Linked DNA regions of Mus musculus: all the other regions are linked to region 4. The links are chromatin loops, found by intact Hi-C in ENCODE. Cell type or tissue: heart. All regions are shown on one strand.

Region 1 (5,000 bases), 150 kb after region 4:
TTCCAAACAAACATTTCCTTCTGTAAACTGTTCTTGGTGTTGTATCACAGAAAGAGAAAAAGTCATGAGGAAACTGCCTCACCCTACCCTCTGCTCCTGGGTACAGAGAGTCTTCTTTCTTGGACCAGTCCTCCCTGGGGCTCCATCTTCTTGCCCCTCTCTCCTTGTGAAAACATTTACGCTGAAGTATTCCCGTTATGCTTTTATGAAATTAACTTATTTAAAAACAAAATATCTATCAACACCTTATTCTCTCTTTCTCTCTCTCTCTCTCTCTCTCTCTCTCTCTCTCTCTCTCTCTCTCCCTCCCTCTCTCTCTCTCTCTCTCTCTGAAACAGGATCTCACTATCTAACTGTAACTGTCCAGAGCCCATTATGTAGACCAGGCCTGCCTTAAATTCACAGAGATCTACCTACCTCTGCTCCCCAAGTACTGGGATTAAAGGCCATCATGTCTAGCTTATTAAACTTCCGATTGTAGAAATCCCCTTTTTAAACTAATAGCTCACTTTATTGATGGTTTCTTCCCCCACCTGGTATCACAGACCATCTTCTTGAACAAGCTGTCAGGACTGACTGGATCAATATCAACTTTCCGGAATAATAATTTTAAAAGGAACTTGTGTGTTTGCAAATACAGCAAGAATGTTTCAGCAGTGTATCACTTGACTTTCCAATATTAATATTTTATGTGCATGAATGTTTTTCTTGCATGCATGAAATGGAACATGTGAATGCCTGTTGGATTTTCTGGAACTGGGGTTACAGATGTGGACCGTAATGTAAGGGCTGGGAATTGAATGCAGGTTTTTTCTAAGAGCAACAAGTGCTCTTAAGTGCTGGCCTACCTCTCCAACTCTTCCAATATTAATATTAATTGACATTATTGATTGTTCTTTTCCATGTAAAACTTTTTGTCCCTTGACTGCTATCTTTACAGACAAACATGTTTGGTTTTCTTCTGCCCGGCGCCTCCCCCCTCACTGTGCCCACTAAATACTCGGCCTTATTTGGAGTTTCTCAAGGCTCTAAGACTGGTTCACTTCTCATCTAATTTTAAACACTTTTGGAGGCAGTTTTCTTCTCTGTCACTGGTTTCTCTTGGTGCCCCATTTGAATGTCTCGCAGAGGCATTTGAAGTAGGTTGTGTTTTTCAGACTCATGCTTGACTTGTCTGCGCCCAAAGCTGATGCTTCTGCCAGGAAATGACAGGAGAGCCATCTGCTCAGAACCAAGTTAGACCTTTATTTTTTTTTTTTATAAAGTATTCTTGCACATTTTCACCATATATATAATTGATCTATATTTTCCCCATTATTCTTTTATCCACTTTCTCCTGCCACGGCATGCCTTCTCGTCCCACAGTTTCCCCTCCTACTTTCACAGAGACTGGAGCCCGGGATTTGTGGGAAACTCGGAGGCTCTTCAGAAGCTCCCGTGTGACTTTGCCCTCACCACCAGGGCTGGCCAGCAAGCTCTGATCTGATGCCCGAGTCCTGCTTCTTCAGTGCTCATGCGGGGATGCTTCTTCAGCTCTACCTTTGTTCTAGCATTTGAGCAGCTATCTCGTTGAATCACTTATAAATCTGCATCCTTTCAGTCCCTTCATGGAGGTGGTTTATCCCGAGAGAACAGCTTTTAGCATCAGGTCACATGAGAAACTTGATAAGTATAATTAGCCGACTCCCTGGATGTCCTCAGAGCTTCTGATTTAATGGATCAGATCTGATGCTCAGGGATCTATGACATCAACAGGCACTGATGTTCCTGATAGTGTGGTCACAGGTTGATGCAGGGGACCCTTTTTCTAATCTTTTGCAAAATGTGCAGATTTCTGACTGAGAATGCAGAAGGTGAAAGGTCATGCAGAGAGGATGCAGTACTGTACGGATGTGGAGCCTTTCCTATCTCCCCTGTACCCACCAGGCTGATGTGAGCTACTCTCGACTCCCCTCATTTCCTTCAAGTTGTTCCAGTCTCCTCTCTTCCTTCTCTGAGGCTACTCCTTCCTATTGATTAATCTTTGAATAAGCTTGTCACCAACACTGTTGAGTATCATTAAATGACCACTTATTTCCCCAAGTGCTAATAATGGAACATGAATTCTTGAAATCAGTTCAATCCATATTTTGAACACTTTCAGCTTGGTTCAATAGGATCATGTGTTATTTGCTACTAGCGACATCTACTGGAAGAAGTTGGAAAGGCCAGCATATTGGTGATTTTTAAGAACACATGCTTCTCATATCAGGCTCCTGTCAGCAGGCTCTTGTGGCATCTGCAATAGTGTCTGGGTTTGGTAGTTGTTTATGAAGTGGATGCTCACAGTCATCCATTGGACGGAGCATAAGGTCCCCAAATGAAGGAGCCAGAGAAATACCCAGGGAGCTGAAGCCCCATAGAAGGAACATCAATATGAACTAACCACCAGTACCCTCAGAGCTCCTTGGAACTATACCACCAGTCAAAGAAAACACATGGTGGAACTTGTGGTTCTAGCTATATTTGTAGCGGAGGATGGCCTAGTCGGTCATCAATGGGAGGAGAGGCCCTTGGTCCTGTGAAGATTCTATGCCCCAGTATAGGGGAATGCCAGGCCAGGAACGGTAGTGGGTGGGATGGGGAGCAGGGGGAGGGGGGGAAGGGGTAGGGGATTTTTGGAGGGGAAACTAGGACAGGGGATAACATTTGAAATGTAAATAAAGAAAATATCCAATAAAAAAGAAAAAAAATTAGAAAAAAAAGAGAACACATGCTTCATTTGTTATTGCTGGCAAGATGGTTACCCTTTAATGGTGCTCATTGTCTTAGATACCAATCTTAAACTCTACAGATTCAGTCTTTTGTGAAAGAGCCTGAACTCAAAGTTCAGACACAGAGGAGAGCTTTGATGGGGCCCTTTGTCTTCCTGTGTGGCCAGGGGAGCCTTGCTGAGTGACCTGTTGCCTTCCTTTCCCTCCCTCAGCTGCTCAGGGGCTGCTTTTTGTGGATGATGTCAACAAAGGAGGTGCTTTGTCACAGTAGCATCTCCCACTACACAGTTCTGAGCAGATGCTCATCCTACTTCCAATGTGAGTTCAGCGTCTTTCTGTTCGTGCAAAGGTCTCCCTCTACAACAGATTCCCACAAAGAACAGAAATAAGAACTTTACACACATTAGATTTACTATTGCCTTGTTTTGATATAATATTTTAAAACCCTCCTCTGGAATGAATGATGTTCTAGACTCTATTTTATCCCATTTAAACTCATTTATTCTCATTCCGTCCTGGTCTGTTCTGGATAAGGCACAAAGCCTGGTGAACACACTTCACTCCTGTGCATCTTTACTTTCTGGCAAGGAAATAAGTCACTGATGTTTCCAACTTTGCTACCGTAATCTGTCGCCCCACACAACGCGGCATACCAGAGTTGTATCACCGTGGTTCTGTGTAGAATTGTGACCACAGTAGAGGGCAGCGCAGGCATACCTGCTTTATAGAAGAGCAGTAGAAATGAATGTGGCCAGTGGAAAAAAGCTATAGGAAGTATACTGCTTGTGTCCCTGGCTGGGGCAGCATTTCTAACCAGCAATTATGTAAACAGCTTCGTAACATGCAATCCTAGTGCACCTGGCTGGGTCAGGGTATACAGTATATTATTTCGTAAACACTACTTGTTGCTCTTCAATTAGAATTCCTCAGTTGGCAAATTCCGGGTGGTCTGTCAATAGTTACAGAAAGGAGTAAACCGTTAATGTAATGTTGTGAAAAACAGGAGTGACTCCAAAGAGTGGCTAGAGGAGAGGAGCTATGGGAAGTCAAGTAGGGGTCCAGCATCTTCCTTCCCTTTAGAACATGGGATGGGAAAAGCTAACATCTTCTTAATGGAAGAAGTAAAGAAGATGGTGGATGACTTGATAAGGGGTCAACAACTGTTGAATTCTAAGCAGCAAAGTGCCTGTTTAGGGAGCTGTAAGAGAAGTTAACTAAATCTGTCACAACTGGAAACCAGTAGATAAGTGTTAAAAACCTAAGACATCAGGAAAAGAGAATATGGGTGTGTCTTAGTCAGGGTTTCTATTCCTGCACAAACATCATGACCAAGAAGCAGTTGGGGAGGAAAAGGTTTATTCAGCTTACACTTTCCACATTGTTGTTGATCACCAAAGGAAGTCAGGACTGGAACTCAAGCAGGTCAGGAAGCAGGAGCTGATGCAGAAGCCATGGAGGGATGTTCCTTACTGACTTGCTTCCCCTGGCTTGCTCAGCTTGCTTTCTTGCAGAACCCAGGACTACCAACCCAGAGATTGGTCCCACCCAAAGGGGCCTTTCCCCCTTGATCACTAATTGAGAAAATGCCTTACAGTTGGGTCGCATGGAGGCATTTCCCCAACTGAAGCTCCTTTCTTTGTGATAACTCCAGCCTGTGTCAAATTGACACACAAAACCAGCCAGTACAGGGTGTATATTCTATAGCTTGTCTCCTGAGTGACACCTACTGAGGAGAATTGGGGCTGAAGAGGAAGACCTGTATCTGTATGCTTTTCTAGTTCCTCCCAGTATTTGATGAAACATTAAAAAAAAAACACAGAAAGAAGAGTTAGTACATTTTTATTTTTAAAATTTTTATAAGTATATATTCACCATTAATAAAGATGAACCATTTCCATGCACAACTCTCGACTCAGGAACCAGTCAAGCCTAGTATCTCCAAATTTGGAGAAGCCAGTATGTAAAGGTAAATAAAAAGATAATTTACTCTCCCAGCTGTGTCTCACGGTGGTGAGGGAAGCACAGCTGCTCTTAGCTTCAGTGGTCTCAAAGCAGGAACACAGAAGCTGTACACAGAGGGAGAACAGAGTGTCAACTGGCAAGGAAAGAGGCTCATCCTGTGAGTCTAGGATTCTGGCCTTGACCTTCCCACGTCAGGAGGCTGCCACCATCAGCCACAATGTCAGCATTTCTGTTTCCCGGATAGACCCTGGCAATCACACCTGTCTTAAGCCTCCACAGAGCAGA
Region 2 (5,000 bases), 51 kb before region 4:
TGACTGACCCAGGTCACAGTGGGCTGAACAGCAGACATAAGTGCGTGAGATGGGAAGAGAACTTTTTCTACCAAGAGTCCCTGCCATGCTAAGACAGAGCATGGAACCACTGAACGGGATCACAAAGAGACACTCAGGAATTGACCTGGAAGGTCTCCAAGCTGGAGATGAGTTTGAAACTAATCTCTGACAATGGAAAGCAAGCAAACTTAGCTCCTCCAATCTTTACCTTTGGCCTCACCTTAAGAGAAAACCAGAAAAAAAAATAAAAATAAAAAGGTAGCCAAATCATTTATCACTATGCAAATCACAACTCTGCGTAATGCTTTCGCAAGCCAGACTTATTTCCTGATGTTGTATCTTGTGTTCTTTGATCTGGGGACCAGGAAAAGCAAACAGAGAAACTTTTCTAATATAAATGACAGACAGAAAGCATGTTTATGGGGCTGATAACATAGCTCAGTGGGTAAATGTAGCTGCCACCAAACCTGGCAACCTGAGTGTGGTCCCCAGACCCCATATGCTGGAAGAAGAGAGCCAACAGCCCAAAGTTGTTCTCTGAACTCCACATGCATACACACAAAATAAAAAATCATGTAATTCTGAAAAAAAACTAAAGAGAGCATGGTTATGGGCTGGAGCCATAGCCACTTGGTAAACAGCCAAGCATGCCTGATGCCCAAGTTCCACGCCCAGCACTACGTAAACTGGGTGTGGCGGTGCAGGCCTGTAATTCCAGCACTCAGGCAGTGGGGGCAGGGAGATCAGAGGCCCAGAGTCATCTTTGGCTGCACAGCAATTTTGAGATCGGCCTGGGCTACAAGAGACCCCGTCTCAAACAAAACAAAGCCAGGCTAGCGAGAGCCCCTCATCTTGTGATTGTGAACATGGTCTGTAAATTTGCTGACCTGTCTCTGTGTGTTTGAGGCAAGAAACTGGACCCCATCATGTCAAGGTTCACACAAGAACACAAGGCAGAGAAAGCGTTGATGTCATTAAGGGAAAATGCCACTGATGGGATAAAAAGATTGAAAAGTAATCCTACACAAGATTCAAAAACCATAATTAGGGCATCGGTGCCTTTATTTACGAAGCTGTGCTTCCCAGCTGCTTGGAAAGGCTGTCCAGGTTGTACACCACACACTTACAGGAGCACAAAAAGTTCTATCAGTGTGGGGGCCTCCTGATGGCCGTTCCCTACGGGGGCAGAACACCTGGCTGAGACACAGATGTGAAAAACATCCAAGGAGGATAGCCCTCCCTGCCAAGCAAAGTGCATCTTTTCCACCCCTTATTTGTTCTCCCTAGCCTCATATGATGCATAGTTGAATGCTCAGTTGTGGTGTTAGAAGGCCGTGTGAAAGTAATTTTGACTCTGGTTTCTGTACTTTAAGAAGTGAAGCATACAGGCTTGGGCCATCTGATTCATCAAAGCCACATCTGGGTCACTAACTATGATGTACGCAAACTTAGAGCACAGCTTACATCTTCCTCAAAGCAAGCTGAAGAGAGAGAAAAAAAGAAAGAAAGGAAGAGAGAGAGAAGAGAGAAGGGAGAGAGAGAGAAGAGAGAGAGATGATTGGTAGGTAGGTAGGTAGGTAGATAGATAGATAGATAGATAGATAGATAGATAGATAGATAGATAGATAGATAGATAGAGGCAGAGGCAGAACACTTGCTACCTAACATAGGTATAGGTTCAGGCTTGAGCTTGCCAAAGGGACAGCCCATGTCTGAGTGATACTAGATAGAAAAAAATAAGTGGTCTTTATTGAAGATGTTTGTGGAGCAGGAGGCAGCCATTTGAATGTCCCCAGTACCACCTTCCAAAGCTTTCAGAAAATGAGGATGAAATTAGCAGCTCAGTTCAGAAGCCCAGCACTTTCTAGGAGCTCCCCTAAGGCTTTCTGATACTCTGGTGTTTGGATACAGACCTCAGACCCTGATCCCCATGGTGGTTTTCTTTCATCTGGAGAACAGAGTATTCATTCTAGTCTTGGGTCCCATTGTGGTCAGCACCTACTTTTTGGAATCAGTCTCTATCAACTAACTTCACTAACCCTGAACTGAGAAACTGGCATGTGAGTGTGTATGTGCACTCCACACACACATTCTCATTCTCTCTCTCCCTTCCACCCTCTCCTCTCTCCCACCCTCTCCTCTCCTCTCCCCCTTCCAGTTCCCCTCCCCCTCCCCCTCCCTCTCCCTCTTCCATTTCTTTCTCTGCTTCTGAGGCTTACAGGCTTAGGACTATGAAAAACTTCAGAATGAAACCAAAAAGAGACAAGAAAAGATAAGGATTCATTCCAAACTGTAGATGGACCCTCCAATTTGTCGTTTTAGCTCTTGGGAACCTGAGGCGGGAGGATTACCATTATGGCAACTGTGGGACTTTCTCTATAAAGCAAAGCAATCCTATTGATTCTCACTGAACTTGAGCCTGCAGGAAAGTATCCTGTGAACTGTGTTATAGACACAAGAGGGCAGTGTGTGCTAACCAGTCACCACTGTGGCTCAGGCTTTTCACTCTTCCTGGAATGTCTGGCTGCTCTCCCAGACCTAACAGGAATTGATAAAGAGCTTTTGGGACAGGCGTGGTTAGCCCCCTAGTCTAGTCACTGAGGCACAGTGTGAAGTCAGCATGTAGAGACGGCTTGCCAGGAATGGGGAGGAATGTGGACACTCAGATCCAGCCCAGGAGTCATCACTGAGATTGCCCTGTGCCAAGGTGTTCTAAAAGGTAGCTTTTGAGCCACAGAGAATCTGATGCCATTTGATCTTGGACTCTAAAACCTCCATTTAAAGAAAGTTGATCATTCACTGGAGGGGAATTGGTTTCTTGTTTGGTTGGATGGATTGGCTTTTGTGTTTTTTGAAAAGTTTCCTGTAGACCAGGCTAGTCTTGAACTCACTATGTTAACCAGGCTGTCCTTGAACTTCTGACATTCCATCCTCTACCACTGGAAGGGAAGTATCACAGACTGCCCTGACCACTAGAGAGGACCTGACCATGCACGTGTTGTGTGCTAGGCCAGGGCACAGAATGTAGTCCCATGCAAAGTCAAAGGCTGAGCCCCTCCTGGGGTGTAAATCCACAACCTCCGGCACATTTCCTTGCCCTCTCCCTTTCTGTGTGAGCCTTCCCAGACAGCAGGAACCATCATCTATTCTTACTTAGAGAGGAAATGTGAATCATATGGTCGGCTCTCTAATCATGGCTGCCAGCCATGTTTCTTCTCAAAGGTACCATCTGCTTTCCGTTTATCTGACTATCGAGTGGGGAGTCGTGGTTCCAACACCCCCATCGAGGGTGTGTAGCTGAAGAGAGGGCTGTGCAGGCCATCTGATACCTCTAACTTGGCCTCGTCTCACTCACTGATTTGGGGTTCCCAGCAAACAATGCACAGCCCTGCCCATTGGAGCCCTCCTCAGTCTCTTCAGCCAGAAGCAAGCTCTGGCTCCTTTTAATCCCCCAACCCATCTCCCAGTTGCAGGAACCACAAATGGCCTAAGTACTGGACCATATCACTGTGTTTTATTTCACTCTCAGATTTTCAATATTCTAGTACTATTTTTTTAATGGAAATTCAAGAAAGAACAGAAACAACTGTTTAGCAAGCAAGCCTCACCACACACATGTATACACACACACACACACACACACACACACACACACACACACATACACACACACACCACATGCATGAATGCACACACACACTATGAGATGGTGACACATATGTGCCCATCTCATAAAAGGACACTTTCTTTTGGTTGTAAATATATCACTAACATTGGTGAATATCAATGTTTAATGAGCATCTCCAGAGGAGTTCAAGGTCCTTATATCCTGGAAACAAAGAACTGGACAAAGATACATGAATTGTTGGCAGCCGAGAGCATTGTTTTCTGAATCAGGCTTATATTCATAGACTGCTGTCAGCTTTGGTCAAAGCAACTTCTTTCTGCAATGAGCAGCAGTAACTGTAGAGTAGTGGCTGTCAACCTGTGGGTCAGGATCCCTTTGGGATGGGACGACCCTTCCACAGGGGTTGCCTATCAGGACTTTACAGTACGATTCAGAACAGTAGCAAAATTATAATTCTCAAGTAGCAAAGAAATACTTTCATGATTGGGAGTCACGACAGGAAGACTGTGTTAAAGGGTTGCAGCACTAGGAAGGTTGAGAGCTACTGCTACAGAGCCTTATGATCTTAGTTAGGGTTTCTCCTGCTGACATAAAAACACCATGACTAAAGGCAGCTCGGGAAGGAAAAGGTTTGCTTTGCTTACACGGTCATATCACAGTTCATTACTGAAGAAAGAAAGTCAGGGCAGGAACTCAAGGCAGGAACTGAAGCAGAAACCACAAAGGAGTTGCTTATTGGCTTGCTCCTCATGAATTGCTCGGCCTGCTGTTTTTATACAACTGAGGGCTACCTGCCGGAGGGTGGCGCCATCTACACTGAGGTGAATCCTCCTACATGCTCCATCAGTGATGAAAATGCCCCACCGACTTGCCTATAAGGCAATCTTATAGCGGGATAGTCTCAACTGAGACAATATTCTCACATATGTCTGGGTTTGTGTCAAACTGACAAACAAAACAAAACAAAAACAAAAACAAAAACAAGCCAACCAGCACACTTACTGTTGATAAAGATAATGAGCGTGGGTGATAATTAAATGCCTCCAGGTTCCTTGAGGGCAATTAAATCCCACCCTGTGCTGGTGGTGTACAGTCACTCCAGAGTGTCTTGACGTGACCCATAGCTTGAATGAACTCCTCCAAGGTTCGGGGGACATGATGAAAACAAGGGAGAAAACAATTTAAATGCCAGAGGAGGGGGTGGGATGTTGGGGACCCTGTCCTCTAAGTACAATCTGTCTGTTCTGATCTTGAATTCATAGTAAGTATGAATACCTGAACAAGATTGGCAGAAGACTGGACCAATCAACCTCCCATCCTGAGGCAGCGGGGAAGAGTGCTCATGAGGACC
Region 3 (5,000 bases), 110 kb before region 4:
TTAAGAAGAATATCAAAGAATACTAATTTTCACCGAAAATAACCATCAAATTAAGATAGTAAGAGATAACTATAGTATTCTGAATCTTGATGCCTAAAAAAGTAACCTTGCCATAAACGAGAAACAGTAACTGAAGAATGTCTGAGTTGAAAAGGGGAAATAAGGTAAAACCTATCAGGGTTTAATCCCTAATGGGAAACCTAAGTAGCAATGGCTAGAAGTCATGCATCAGGATGAAGCTAAACTAAGTGGATGAGATTATTTGGTTTTATATATTATGAGGTTATAGAAAAAGCCAATGGCATTAAGTCACAAACAGAAATGTACACATGAGTGAGAGAAGAAAAGGAAGACCCATCATGAATCTATAATACAGGACACAAGAAGGAATAGACTTCCATGTGCATGGAAGAAGCACCATTCATGCCACATAACTTTTCATTTAAGACTGTATCACACACTATTAGGTGCTCTGACATTCTATGAAACACTGTCTTGTTTAATAGACTCACATGATGCCCAAAGATAAATGATAAATCAGGGTTACAGAAGAAGACCTGGGTTTGATAACTGAATTATGGATCTTTATTTAAAAGTCATTTCAAAACTTTGAAAAGAAAGGGCTAGGGACAAAAGAAAAAGAAGTCTGCAACATTTAAGAAGTGTAAGGGAGCAATAAGACCCTTGATAGGTTATTTCTCTGCTGCTGCTGAAATCAACCCATTTAAACCAGATTAGATTAGATTAAAGACAGGTTTATTGGGAAGATGCTGTCCGGCAAATGGGTGAGTTCACTGGTGCCAAGGACTGAGGACAAGGAAGTTGCCATGGGGAAAGGGAGGGATAAGAGAGAGAAAGGAGAGAGAAGGGGAAAAAAGGAGAGGGAGAGGAAGAGGGGTGAGAAAGAGGGATGAGTGAGAGGGAGAGAACACATTTAAAAGTCTTGATAATGTATGGCTTACCTAGCTTATCCATACTTACCCCCAAAGGCCTTGACTTGGAATGACAGGATAATGTTATTTAATCTGTCCGTAAAGGAGGATTACTTGTCACTATAAATTAGCAGGACACACCACCCACAGTAGGCCCCTTTGAAATAAAGATTATTTTGAGACAAAGACACTTAAAAAGTGTCTTCTCACATTTTTACAATTTACTACAATGGTCAGCTTCTGATACAGATTATAGATCCTAAGAACTTCTTTGTGTCTTCATTTTTCAATATTCCAACATACAAGCAAAAATTACTAATTAAAAGTGTATGCTTCCATTCTGTTCACCTGCTGTTTTATGCCAATTTAATTGGGGTCTCACTGAGACCTTCAGAAGGTAAAGGGAAATTTTGCTTATCTTAAACCAATATTAGGAAGGACACACAAGAATGAAATTCAGAAAGTTTGACACATTATTTTGAAGGAAAATAACACTTCTGGGGGATCATCTGAGATTTTCTTTGTTTGGGTTTTTGTTGTTGTTTTGAGTCAGGGTTCATTGTGTAGTGCTGGCAATCCTCCCACCCTCTTACTTCTGGTTCCTTAGAACTGTAGTTATAAGAATGAGCCAAAGATTGACTTTGGAAGTATTTTTAGATTCAAGACTATATCACTTGAGTAAATACTCTTCCTTTGCACAAGGGAGTGAGAAATTTGTTCTAGAATCACAGCTCATATCCACAAGCTTATGTCTCTTATATAAAATTGATGGTTGCAGATAACCTATGCACATCCTCACAAACACTTAAAACTGTTTCTAGATTACATATATTTAAACCAATATAAACATGTTAGACTCTATTAGTAGGAAATAACCACAAGAAAAAGAGCATGTATGGGCCTGGAGAGATGGCTCAGTGGTTAAGAGTTCTTCCAAAGGTCCTGAGTTCAAATCCCAGCAATCACGTGGTGGCTCACAACCATCCGTAATGAGATCTGACGCCCTCATCTGGTGTGTCCAAAGAAAGCTACAGTGTACTTACATATAATAATAAATTAATCTTTTTTTTTAAAGTATCAAGGTGTTTACTGTTTAAAAAAAAAAGAGTGTGTATGTTTGATATAGATAATGACACAGGCCTTCCACTCAATACTTAGCTGAGGCTGGTCTGGAACTCTTGATCCTATAGCTTCTAGCTCCTAAGTCCCTAATACTGGGATTTCAAGAGTGTGGCACCAGGCTCAACTATAATATGGAACAGATTGTAAAAAAAAAAATTCTTTAACCCTGGTTGGTTGTCACCAAGGATGAGAAACAGTGGGTGAAGTTGCTAGGTTATGAAAATAGAGGCACACGTCGTATTTCCTGATTTGGCTTCCCGTCTATCCTTCTATGAGCAAGTATGGTTCTTGCCTTCCAGAGGGGAGCCACAAGTTGGGTGTTTAGATTTGAAAGAGATTTCTGACCCCTACTATCTTGAAACCCAATTCAGCTTCCCCTTTTCTCGGATTCTTAATTTGTAAGTTTTAGGGAAATCACAATTAGACTGCTGAAGAATTACTTCCAATATTTAGTTATATATGCAAATTCGCGGGCCACCATAAGAATTTTTATTCAGGCGTTCCTTTAAAACAGGTTACCAGTTTACCTGCAAACGCAAGGTTCTTAAAGATCGCAAAGTCTAGAAACCCCCTCAACAGGAATCACCTGAGACGGAAGTACTTTGCCCACGACAAAAATGGCTCCGCGTCGACGTCTCAGGAGCCTGCATGCAACATCCGCCCTTCTCTCGTCACATGACCAGAAACCTACTTCCGCTACGGCTCCTGGAAGGGGTCAGTCCTGGCCGTTCTCGCGTCTGTCCCGGCCCGTCGCGGCCGCTCCGCCGCTTCTTTGCCCGGGCGCCTCGGTGCGCTCGGTCAACGGCCTCTGCGAGCGCTCACCCGAGTGCCCCGGAGCCGGCGGGCGGCGACCCTCTCTCCGGGGACTCTCCAGCAGGCCCAGGGTGAGTGCTCTAGTCTCCCCAAGCAGGACTCCGGGCCTAGCGCCGCGGCAGTGACACCCCTCTCCAGACTGGGCGGAGCGGCCCCGGCCTTGGCCCGTCATCAGGTCCCTGCCCTGTAAATATTTGGGACCGGCTTCTTCACCGTTTCTACCTCCGCATCTTGTTCTGTGAAACAAAAATCGAATTTTACTGACAAAACGAAAAACACCTATTAGTTTGGGGTTAGGAAACGGAAGGAAGCCTGTGAGTTTGGATCTGGGCTTTTTCGGGCATCTCTTCCACGGGCCCAAGCACCTCGCAGTTTGACCTTGAGTCTGTCGCGTTTAAAAGTAACTCTTTGTTTTGTGTAAAATCCGTATAACTAAAGGCCTTTGGGAGACCCCGGGCTGGCCATAGCATCCTTGCTCGCTGGAGGCGTTGCGGGCTATACCCCCGCACCCCACGCTAAGCTGGGGTCCAGGTCCCCCATAGCCCCTGACCTCCATTTGCTAAAAACTTGTCATTGCAAAACAAACAAGCAAACAAAAACAAGAAACAAACAAACAAACCAGCGTCCCAGTCCCACTAGCTCAGGAGCAGGACGCATTTTCTGGGAAGAGCAACGCTGTCTCTGAATTGGTGGTGCTCTCTAATTCCAGAAGACTAAAACTTGTGCCCAATAATGCTAAGCAGGCCTCCCACGGGGAGCCAGTGAATGGGGATGCCCTTTTTCCCAGGTGAGAAACATTCCTTTCTCCCTCAGTCGCTTTGGCTACTAATGAGATTCCCCAAAGAAAAACCTTTAGGGAAAGTAGGACCATTGAGCCCTATTTAGTATTCTGAGCGCAACTAGATTGCTTGAGGAGGGGTGTGTATGTGTGTTTATATGTGGATAACGGGTTGTCTAATTTTTGGTTTCGAGGACCTGTGAATTGAGATAGCTCCTCAGTGGTGTCTCTGAGTACATGTTTTTTTACTGAACTACTGGAAGGAACTGTGTTAGCTCTCTTCCTGTCTGATAGGGCTGCCTCATTTTAGATTTACAAAGTTTCTTCTGTTACTCTCTCCTTGCTGTTGTGACATTTTTGTTGTTAATAGATACGGGGGGGGGGGGTCCCTTTAGTAGGTTTTTGGGTTGTTTATATAATTCTAGATGTGAGCCCCCTGCCATATGACTACCCAACAAAGATCCCGTAGAATCTCTCTACTCTTAATTTCTACAGAAAGTTTGTATGTTACATGATGCCAGTTCTTGCTGGTGTTTCCTCAGCCTCTCGGAGCCCTTTGCAGAAAGTCCTTGCCTGTGCCTGTGTATCTTCAAGGTTTTGACTCAGAGCTTCAGCAGTTCTTAGATTAGACCTTTGATTCACTGCGACTTAATTTTTTTAAATAGTTTTGGTTTTGTTACATATGTTTATATGCGTACAGCAAGTTTATGGTTCAAAGGTAGTGAATATTAATTAAGGGTAAATAGTCCCTTAAAAATAGATTTGTGTTTTTAAAAATGAAAGCCAACCTAAAGAAGAAATTGAGTGTAATGTACGGGACCCCGATGAAATTGGAAAACATTGCGGATGTTTGGGTGTGGCCTAGAAAGTGGAGCTGTGGTATCAGATAGGAGTCTGAAGGAGATTTATCTCAAGGTATACAACAAGCATGTAATGACCAAAGACGTGGGAGTAAAACCTTAGCCCCAAATTAAGTTTATTTGTTACCAAAGAATACCCAAAGTACCATAGTTTTAATGAGAAAGAAAAAATAATTAGGTCCTCCTCTGTTTTATTGAAACATACAATCTAAAAACTGAGGCAGTAGTATTGTCTTAATACAGTCCTCATTTTGTGGTAACCAACTATAAAATTATTACTGTTGTTAGTTCATAACTGCAATTTTGCTATTGTCATGAATTGTATTATAAATATCACAAAAGTGTCCAACCACTGTGGTAGTCACTCAACAACCATAGGGGTCGAGACCCTCGGGTTGAGAGCTGCTGCCTTACATGGTGACTGTCTGTTCTAAGACATCAAAATTTGGTACTTTTGAAATTCTTTGTTTATTAGTGTAAAGTTGTAAATCTTTG
Region 4 (5,000 bases):
ACCACAGGAGAGATGAACAACCCAGAATGCAGACAAATGATAAGTGAGCCTGGCAAAAATAGAAGCCGAAGGCTGTGGGAGGGGCGATGTGGGGGAAGAGGTGTGGGAGGCTTTTGCCGGGAACCTGTAAGAGACAGTGGTGCTGTCCTCTCCTCAGAGAGGGGCCAGCAGTTTTGTTCTGTTCTGATAGGCCACCATTCTGCATGCCTTCCTCTCTTGGTTAGCCTGGGACCTTGACAGAAGGTGGCTCACGGGATCATAAGTCTAGGTTTTGTTAAAATACACTAGAGCTTACTTAGTCTCCCATTGGCCAATGGTGAGATGATGTCAGCAATGACATCATTGATTTATAGGGACACTTAAAAAACTGTGATCGCGATGGGAAGATGAAATGCGACCAATAGGGATTCATCAATAGGGGATCTTGGAAATTCAGAAGTAAAGGCAAGGAATAAAATATGTATCTTGTCTTTTTGATGCATACTTAGTAGATGCGGGTATGGTCTTCTGATTGGTTGGTTGGTTGATTGACTCACTGATGCAGCTTCTTACCACGTAGTCCCTGCTGGCCTGGAACGTGCTGTATGTGTAAACTGGGCTGGTCTTGACTTCACAGAGTCCCATCTGCTTCTGCCTCCTGAGTGCTAGTGTTAAAGGGACCACGTCAGGTTTGCTTTTTTGTCTACTTTTTTTTTTAGATTCATTTATTTATATGAATATACTGTAGCTGTCTTCAGACACACCAAAAGAGGACATCAGATTCCATTACAGATGGTTGTGAGCTATCATGTGGCTGCTGGGAATTGAACTCAGGACCTCTGGAAGAGCAGCCAGTACTTTTAACTGCTGAGCCATCTCTCCAACCCATTTTTTTTTTTTTTGGTCTATTTTAATGGAAATATTTCAGCTAAAATAATAAAGAATTGGATATGACAGAACCAGAATATCACTGTCAATGACTGCTAACATCACGACAACACCCCTGTGATGTGCCTCCCAATGGAAAAACATGCTATTGCCCAAACTGAACCAGATACAAATAAACTAGACTTAACCTCGTATTTGTAGACGATGGAGAGGACGGGGATATGCTAAATGTCACAATGAGAGGAGAGAGTGTGAGCAGAGAGAGACGGCAGGAGACATACCACCTGGTTCCCCCGCTCTAGAGGCTGAGAGATTCTAGGGTCTGAGAGAATGGAGCTGATACATGAAGTAGGCTAAAGTCTCACACAGAGCCAACTTTATTTGGAGCATCTGACAATTTATACTCTGAGGGTTAAGAGGAGTCACGTGACTTAAGCGTACAGTCACAGGGCAAGCAGCACTTGGAGGGCAAGCTGGAGAGGTGAGAACACACGTTTCCACGGAGGCACAGGAACAGATAACAATGAGCCATGTGAAGTAAACTCAGTTCTATCTGCTACACCTGGAAGGAGAATGGAAAATGTATCCCCAAGGACAAGTTACTTGGAGTTTTCTCACAAGCACTCAGAAATCTCTTCATGGGACCCCATTCTTGGACTGTCAATACCTGACTACAGTTGTACACTAACCGGTCAAGGGAAAGTAGTAATTAAAAAAAAATAATGATCTGAGCACTAACTTCAACAGCGGCAGGACATTTGATGACTGTCAAAGAATTAGTCCTAACTTTCTCTGTATGCTAGCTGTACTGTAGTTACATGAGAGGGAGGGGAGGAAAGAAAAGGAGAGATGAGAGAGAGAGAGAGAGAGAGAGAGAGAGAGAGAGAGAGAGAGAGAGAGGGAGGGGGAGGGAGGGGGGAAGGAAAAGGGGGAGAGGAAGAGGGAGTTTTTACTTTTCTTGGGCTAGGGATAAAACCAGGGCCTGCCTATACATAGTAACCACTCTGCCTTTGAGCTACAGTCTCAGTCCTGAAATATATATATATATATATTAGTAATAAGTGGGTTTATTTTAAGATAAATATGATATTGGGCAAGGGGATCAATAAAGCAAGAAGAGACATGAGCTGATAGTTGTTGAAGATGAACTCTGGATCCTAGGGATAGTTAAATTTCTCATGTAGGAAACAGTTCAGAAACACTAGCCATCCTATCTGCCCCCCTTTAATAATAATGCCATTTACTATTATAATAATGTTAAGTTAACCCGATGGTTCCCCGGGGCTGACTCAGCATTTTCAGCTAGGAAACTTGAATTCTCCTCTTGTGAAAACTACTCCATTTGCAGTGGGGGCTGGGACAGTATTCGGTAACTCAGTTTTTGAGCCTCCCCACACTCCTTTGAGAAATGAAGGTACAGATGGTTTCTCATACCTTACCGCAGGAGTTCTCTACCTTCCTAATGCTGCTGCGACCCTTTAATACAGTTCCTCACGTTGTGGTGACCCCCCACCACAAAATTATTTCCATTGGTACTCCATACCTGTAATTTTGCTACTGTTATGAATAGTAATGTAAATTGTGTTCCCCGATGGTCTTAGGTGACCCCTCTGAGAGGGTTGTTCAACACCCCCACCCCCACCCGAACCAGTGTCTTAGGGGCTAGCAGTGATTTCCTGCAGCCTCAAAAGGTGGGTGTTGCAGTTGGACTATGTTGGAACTCTGGCTTCGGCAGGTAAATACCGTCGTAAATTTATCCCAGTGCACCATACAAATTTAAGTCTAGAGTAGCGGAGTGAATGGGGATGACTTGGAAGAAGGCGACTAGGCTAGATTCTGTAAGGGAAGAATTTGGAGTGTCTCCTAAAGCAGCGGGAAGCTGCCGGGAACATTTCTGCCTGGAGGAAGATAGCCTGCTTACACGAAGCTCTTTGCACGTACAGGCACCCAGCGGATAAGGGCTGTAATTTATTGACACCATTGTGTCTTCTCTACCCCGCCCAGCTCCGACCCTTGCCGCAGCGTGGCCGCAGTGACTCCTCCCGGCCAGCAGAGGGCGCCAGCCTGCACTTGGCCCCCGGCTGCCCGAGGCCGGTCTCCTCTTGCCGCTCCCCCCGCCCCCCACCTCGTCTTTCCCCCTTAGGAGAAGTCGGGAAGGTGGCAGCGGCGGCGGTGGCGGTTGTCCCGCCCGGCCGGTTGGTGTGACCGGTCGGCGCGTGCTGCGCAGCTTCCTCGCCTTGTCCTGCCCGGCGGAGCCGAGCGGAGGCCGAGACCGGAGTCCGCGAGGGCGGAGGCGGCGGCGGCCAGGGCGGCCCGTGGGAAGGGAGCGCGGGGCCCCGGCAGCGCCGCCGGCTCCCGGCCCTGCCGGCCTCCTCGGTCGGAGCCGCGGCCATGGCGGCCAGCGCGAAGCGGAAGCAGGAGGAGAAGCACCTGAAGATGCTGCGGGACATGACGGGGCTGCCGCACAACCGCAAGTGTTTCGACTGCGACCAGCGCGGCCCCACCTACGTGAACATGACGGTCGGCTCGTTCGTGTGCACCTCCTGCTCCGGCAGCCTGTGAGTGCGGACGGGGGTCGTGGGTACCGGGCCGTGGCGGCGGGGCCCGTTGGGGATGCGGCCAGCCTAGGCCTTGGGGGCCGGAGATGCTCTTGCTCTTTGGCCGGGCGAGGGTCCAGCCTTGGGGTGGCCGGCGTGGGTGGGGCGTGGGTGGGGTCGGGGTCAGCCAGCGGCCGGCCCGGCGGAGCATCCCGGCTTCCCGCCGCTCAGCGGGCGTGGCCGCGCCTCGGGGGGCGCAGGCGGGGAGCATCCCCGGGAGGGCGGTGCGGGGCCTTTGTGCGACCCGCAGCTCCGTGGTTGGGGGGCCCGGCCTCTGCTCGGTGCCGCGGAGCTGGTGGGGAGGGTGAGAGCAGGGACGCAGAAAGCTGGGGATCTTCCTCCGGTCCACAGCACTCAGGTAGCTGGGGCGTGTTGGGGGCGGGCGGGGGGCGTTAATAGGTCTTGATGGCTGAGGTGTGAATCCCAGGAGAAAAGTTCTCCCTAGAGGATTAATTACGTGAGGCGGGGAGGCAGCAAAAGCACGAGGGTTGTGGCTGCATGGCTCCAAGTGTCCTCAGTTGGGGAAAGTTTTACTGGAAAAGGGTAATCAGGAGTTGTGCGCTTCAAAATAAGGATGGAGCTCGATGAGATTTCTGTATCAGAACCCAAGTGTCCTATCTGTCTGGAGAAATGGGGACTGGGAAGACAATATTGAGAAAGGAGATGGAGGTGACCGCCTGAAATTACTCAGATGGCATGTCTAGGCCTCTCTGTTTAAGCTGTGTTGTGATGGGAATTTTTGTTCTTGTGAAATTTCACTTGGAAAGGTTGCAGGTGACTCTGGAACTGATTAGATGCAATTATTTTCTGGTTATCTTGAATTCAATGCATTTTTAATGATCTGGTAGTTAATATTCCTTGGGTCTTAAAAAATATTACCGTGCATGTCGCAGTGTGGGGACACGTGTGCATGTTTTGTATACCTGGGTTCACTTTTACAGGCTGAACCTTTTCCTGGGCCCTCCCAAAATTTTTTATTATATTAATAGCAATGTACATAACACGTAGGAAATTTTGTAAAAAGTTGAAGGATGTTGACATGGCCAATAATTCACTATTCCCCCAGACACCCTTCCATTTTGAATTTGGGCAAGGAGGCATCTTTGGTTCTTCATGAGTATAACATTATTTTGGGTGGTTCCTATTCAGTTTTTGGATGAGCTTTAGTTAGGGTGTGGTGATAAATAAATGCCTTGTCTCAGCATTTACATTCTAATGGAGACAGTGGATATACGTAAGAAAGACCAGTGTCTGGGTTCTGTGTTCAGCTTTGGAGTAGTTCGGTAAGAGGGTCCTAGAGGTTACTTTCAGGGTTATAGTTAGGAAACACTCTGAATTTTCCACAGCTGCATGTGTGGTTAATGGCTTTCATTTATAAATGAAAATTAGGATGTTAAAGTCACTTATGTTAGGCAACTTTGGTGAAGCTAATAGTTCAATTTATTTAAAGTGTACTTTATTTACTCTTAAAAAAAGATTTATTTATTTATATGTATATGAGTACACTGTCACTGTCTTCAGACACACCAGAAGAGG
Region 5 (5,000 bases), 130 kb after region 4:
GTATCAGAGTAATACTGGTCTCATAGAATGAGTTTGGAAGTGCTACTTTCCTTTCTGTTTTAGGGACCAGTTTGAGGAGTGTTGATGCCAGTTCCTGACAAATCTGGCAGAATTCTGCAGTGAGTCCATATGGTCCTTGGCCATTCTTCATCGGGAGGCTCTTTGTTAATCTTCCATCTTGTTGCTCATTATAGACCTGCTTTAGTTGCTTATAGCTTCTTCCTTTAATTTGGCATCTAGGATTTTATCCATTTCATCTAGATTTTCTAGTTGTACCATGTTCTGATCATTCCAGCAGGCAAGGAAAACTGGGGGGAGGGGGGGGCAAAACTAAATGTAGTCAAAATTAGAGTCACATATTATCATTTTAAACTGTTAAATAAGACAGCTTGAAACTTTCCAACACAGCATTGATCAGTAATTGTGAGCATCACACTCCTCCCAACCCCACCCCAGAGTAATCTTAACCAAGTCCTGAGAAAGTGGATGAAAGCAGAAATACAGTTTGATTGTTTCCCGAGGGCAATATTGAACATAGTGAATGCTCTTCAGAGGGACAGGAAGGGTAAGTAAGAATGTCTTGTTGCTTCAGATTTAGCTAGTGAAGAAAGAAACAGTAAATCTCTACATTTCTGCTATGATGCATGCAATTTTACTTGAATATTAAAGGGCCAGCAGAGAACGTCTATTTATTGGAAAATACACAAAAAGTGGGGGGGGGGCGCCATATTTTCTATGGAGAAGCTTTCCAAGGCTATTCCAGAATATTCCAGTCGACTATCACATAGCCCAGTGTGAAGGCTGTCAGAGCCACTCTGGGGGAGTGGGAATTAACATTAGTCTATCTTGTTAAACCAGAGAGCAAATAGTCTTCTAGTTTGCTAACATCCAGGCTCTGATATAAAAGAATAATGGCATGGGCTGGAGAAATGCCTTATCAGTTAAGAATAGTGACTCACTGAATTTTTTTTCCCTTTGTCTGTTGTGACAGTTTGGCTAGGCTGGATCAAACTTGTAATCCTCTGGCCTTAGCTTCCTGAGAGTTGGGCTTATAGCTCTGCTCCAGCACCCTTAATTTACCATACTTGATCCAGCTCTGGGAAGTGTGCATATCTTTCCCTTTTAAGATTTGAAACAGACTAACAGTATTTGGTGTCTCTAAATCCACAGGCTGGAAAGGGGCTAAGGAAGCCCTTTTTTCCCCTTTGTTCCTTCCTTTTGCAGATGGTAAAACTCAGGCTCAAAAATCTGGTGTCAAATAAAAGGAAATCTGGATTTAGAGAGAGGCTTTATTTGAAAGATAGACGGTTGCAATAGGATGAAGACATCAGAGAAATTGACAAGTATTCAAAAATCAAAGGGAAACAGGATTTTCTTTCATGGGGCAAAGGAGGGGCGAGCAGAGATGAGCAGAATCAGCAGAGGAAGCTGGACAATAGAGGGGAAAGGCTTGCTGAGGATGGACAGGAAGCTATTCCACTGTGGCAGCCAGTTGCCAGAAAGAGCTGATAAGCGCACATTCCACAACTGTGTGCTGGCTCAGGGTTGGGACCTCAGAGCTTGAGGGCAGTGAGAAATAGCCTGTCAGGGTTTGGACAACTCTTAACAGAGAGGGTGAATGGGAACCGTGGACCCTTGCTGTCTGTGTAGCACACCAGCGATCTTCAGCCTAGAATTTCCTAATCTGTAGTCTCCTCTCACTCTGATGGTGACTTAGTCTTGTGCCAATTCAGAAAGTCTAGCAAAAATGACGTCCCTCCCCTTGCCTCAGTGTTTCCTTTCGTCTCTGTGACATCGTTTCATGAAATGCCCTCAAGGTCCCTGAAAGGACTGCTCTCAAGAACTCTCTCTGCAGGATTTCTTATTGTGTGTGTGTCAGATCTTTCTCTTCTGTGTTTATTTACTAAGGGATTTCAGCTTCTTTACGGAAAGGTATGTTGGTAAACTTTACAGTCGCCTTGCCTAAACTGGTAATGCTGGCATACAACTGTAATCCCTGAACTTTGGGAGGATGAAATGGGTTGTCATGAGTTCAAGGACAGTTAGGGCTAGAGAGAAAGACCCTCTCAGAAACTAACTGAACCCATGAGATCGCTCAACACTTGCCGTACACTCCTGCTGACCTAAGCTTGAGCTCTGGGAAGAGTTCTGCAATCCCAGTGCTTTTACAGTGAGGTGAGAGGCAGGCAGAGGCAGGAGAATCTCTTTCAAGTTTTTAGACCAGCTAATGTGAAGTAGAGTGTTTGCAGAGTGGCAGGTCTCAAGAAAGACCCTGAGTCAGTAAGGCTGGAGGCAGGAAATGTTTCCTTAAAGGTCCTCTGACTTTTCCATATATGCTGTGCATGTCACACACACATACATGCACACACACAACACCACCACCACCTCTAATAATAATAATAATAATAATAATAATAATAATAATAACAACAGTAACAACAACGATAACAGCGAACAACAACAATGTAAAACAACAAACAAACAAAACAAAAAACCCCATTCATCTTAGTAGGGAAAGTTTTGATAAATTGACTTATAGTTTTACTACACTATCATAAGAATTATGTAAAAACAATGTTTAGTTCCAGTCTAACCCTAACTTTAATATCATGGTTCTCAATCAGGGTTTTTTGTTTGTTTGCATTTTCATTTTCATGGCAATATCTGAAGACACACTTGTCATGACCAGGCACATGCTGGCCTCTAGTGGTTTATAGTGATTGATTGTATGGTTCTTCCTCTCTCAGGACAGCAAACAGCCCTCACAACAAAGCCTTCTCCAGACAGAATGCCAGTGTGTGAGGATAGGAGACACTGACTTCAGTCCTGATCTGACTGGGCACATGTTTGTAGCTATCCAGCACATCCCTAGGACAAACTCATTTTATGACATACACTGTACGTTTACTAATAATGTGCTCCTTGCTCTGAGCTGGGCACGCAATTCGTGACTTTCCTATAGTTCTGGCTTGCTTTCTTAAAAATGTGGCTTAAATGTAGGAGGCCTGATGTCAGCAGCAGATCTATTTGGTTTTGCCTAAAAAGTTGACACTAATCAGGGTTCTTGGTATTACAAAGAGACTAAAGAATATTTGAATCAGAAGGTTTTAGCTAGTTGCTTTTCTGCACATTCCCCGGAGATGACAGCATTTTATGGGATAGAAGAGGGTCTCCTTCCTTATCTCTAGAAGCCAGTACTTAGGATGCTAATGAGTTTAGTAGGAACTGAATTCTAAAATGGGATTCTAGGAGTCAAGTGACTAAGAAAGGAAAGCCAGAGTACCAATGCAACAATGGGCCCTGACAATGTCAATAGCTAGAGGGGTGTGGCACAACTTGACATTAAAATAAATAACTTCAAAGCTTCATTTGATGTCAGGAAAACACGTGCAATGCCGGGTTGCTTCAAAGGCGGCTCCTAGCTCTGCCTTCTCTTCCTTTAGAGCTCGATGTGTATCAGATCACATAACTGTGTCTGCGCCTGCATCTCCAGCTACCTACCACAGACTCCTTTAAAAATTATCTCAAAGGTGACAAAACGTGAGGAATAGAATATCTTGGGAATAGAAAGACTGTACGGGCAAGTATGTAAACAACTTCCTAACTATGGCTCTTCTGATGGACATTAACCAAGCTGAACTCAGGAGGGGCTTGAAGAGTCAGTCCAGCATCTAGCTGGAAACCTTCAGTCCTGAAAGCCCTTTTTGAGGCCACCATAGGTCACTCAATGTCTCCACCTGTTTCCTGTGAGATAAAATGAGTATCAGTTATCCGGCTGTAAGGAAGTAAGGATAAAGTGGTCACCAGTGGACTCCAGGGTACATGATAAACAGCCAGTTGCGCAGACATCCGTGTTTACGCTCTGACTGCCCCGCCCTCTTATGTGGGGCCTCTCCGGTCCCCTGTACTCCTCTGCAACCATGGGGATGACCGAAGATCGCTCGCTGACTGATAGAACTGTGTTCTTGGTCCTTACCAATGACAATGGCATATAAGTGTGATATCACGAGAGGCTTTTATTTTTTTAGAGTTAGGGAAGCAAAAGTTCCAGGGATGTGTCTGATGAGGAGGTCTTAGGACAGGGCCGTCCTTTGGAGACTTTAAACTGGAGACGAAGCATCAACAGACATTGCTAAGTAAGCCTGGGCTTTGTGCTGCTGGCAGGAGCTCCTTCCCATGTTGCTGATGACACAGAACCTTATTTTAACGAGTATTTAAATGTGAATAAAAAGCTTTTGGGGGTGAAGATTTACAGAACAGGTAGACCCCTTAGTCATTTATGTATTTATTTATGCATTTATGTATTTACGTATTTATTTACAATCCAGCTGTTGCTCCCCTACCTGGTCCCGTCCTCACACAGCTCCTTATTCCATCCCTCCCTCCCATCTCTGAGAGAGTGCTCCCCCACCACAAGGCCTCTCCCTTCCTTGAGCCTCAAGTCTCTCTAGGATTAGGCACATCTTCTCCTACTGAGGCCAGACCAGGCAGTCTTCTGCTAGATACGTGTCGGGGGCCTTGGAACAGCTTGTGTTTGCTGCCTACTTGGTGGCTTAGTGTCTGAAAGCTTCCAGAGGTCCAGGTTCATTCTTAAACATTATTCTAGAAGCGAACATTGGCTCAGCATCAGTATCCTAACTTAATTTAAGTATCACCTATCTAGGCATGCCTATTTGATTTTAACACCTTTTTTTCCCCCAGAAAGAGAACTGCCCGACATCTAAAGAAGCTTGAGTCTTTCTAGGGGATTAGAGAGATGGCTCAGTGATTGAGAGGGCTGCTTGCTTCCGCAAAAGATCTAAGTTCAGGTCCCAGCACCTATGTCAAGTGGCTCACAGCATTGGTAACTCCAGGTCCAGGGGGTCTAATACTCTCTCTGGCCTCTGAAGGCACTTGTATGCATGTGCACATGCACACACACACACAGACATACACACAAACACAATGCACATACATGCACACAAGCATTCATGTAAACACACAAATAATAATATTTTTAG

The links. Peaks named below come from ENCODE experiments on the same cell type or tissue, not always from the same donor. Only the 100,000 strongest peaks of a DNase experiment are listed, where the experiment ranks them.
Region 1: it touches region 4 in a loop (7-fold over the local background); 9 of 42 quality-filtered maps call a loop at or near these places.
Region 2: it touches region 4 in a loop (3-fold over the local background); 12 of 42 quality-filtered maps call a loop at or near these places.
Region 3: it touches region 4 in a loop (2.5-fold over the local background); 5 of 42 quality-filtered maps call a loop at or near these places.
Region 5: a loop joins it to region 4, with 2.5 times the contacts of the local background. A loop is called at or near these places in 9 of 42 quality-filtered maps.

The regions. Positions count from the first base shown.
Region 1 is chr1:82,985,783-82,990,782 of GRCm38, forward strand. No RefSeq gene overlaps it. Among named protein-coding and RNA genes, the nearest start is that of Slc19a3, 50 kb to the right of the region's middle. In heart, a CTCF peak has its summit at 2,185 (motif pointing left); no DNase peak of the experiment used is centred here.
Region 2 is chr1:82,785,042-82,790,041 of GRCm38, forward strand. No RefSeq gene overlaps it. Among named protein-coding and RNA genes, the nearest start is that of Tm4sf20, 19 kb to the left of the region's middle. In heart, a CTCF peak has its summit at 2,483 (motif pointing right); a DNase peak (open chromatin) is centred at 2,570; H3K27me3 peaks cover 40 bases.
Region 3 is chr1:82,722,147-82,727,146 of GRCm38, forward strand. Mff (mitochondrial fission factor) reads left to right here and starts at 2,744. Exons shown (of 9, transcript NM_029409.3): 1 at 2,744-2,938. C430014B12Rik (a long non-coding RNA gene) reads right to left here and starts at 3,775. Exons shown (of 4, transcript XR_865578.3): 1 at 2,641-3,775. In heart, no CTCF peak of the experiment used is centred here; a DNase peak (open chromatin) is centred at 2,745; H3K4me3 peaks cover 1,911 bases; H3K27ac peaks cover 1,531 bases; H3K27me3 peaks cover 396 bases.
Region 4 is chr1:82,836,465-82,841,464 of GRCm38, forward strand. Agfg1 (ArfGAP with FG repeats 1) reads left to right here and starts at 2,996. Exons shown (of 13, transcript NM_001368850.1): 1 at 2,996-3,425. The coding sequence starts at 3,259. In heart, no CTCF peak of the experiment used is centred here; a DNase peak (open chromatin) is centred at 2,927; H3K4me3 peaks cover 2,450 bases; H3K27ac peaks cover 2,096 bases.
Region 5 is chr1:82,970,738-82,975,737 of GRCm38, forward strand. No RefSeq gene overlaps it. Among named protein-coding and RNA genes, the nearest start is that of Slc19a3, 65 kb to the right of the region's middle. In heart, a CTCF peak has its summit at 2,707 (motif pointing left); no DNase peak of the experiment used is centred here; H3K4me3 peaks cover 293 bases; H3K27ac peaks cover 4,355 bases.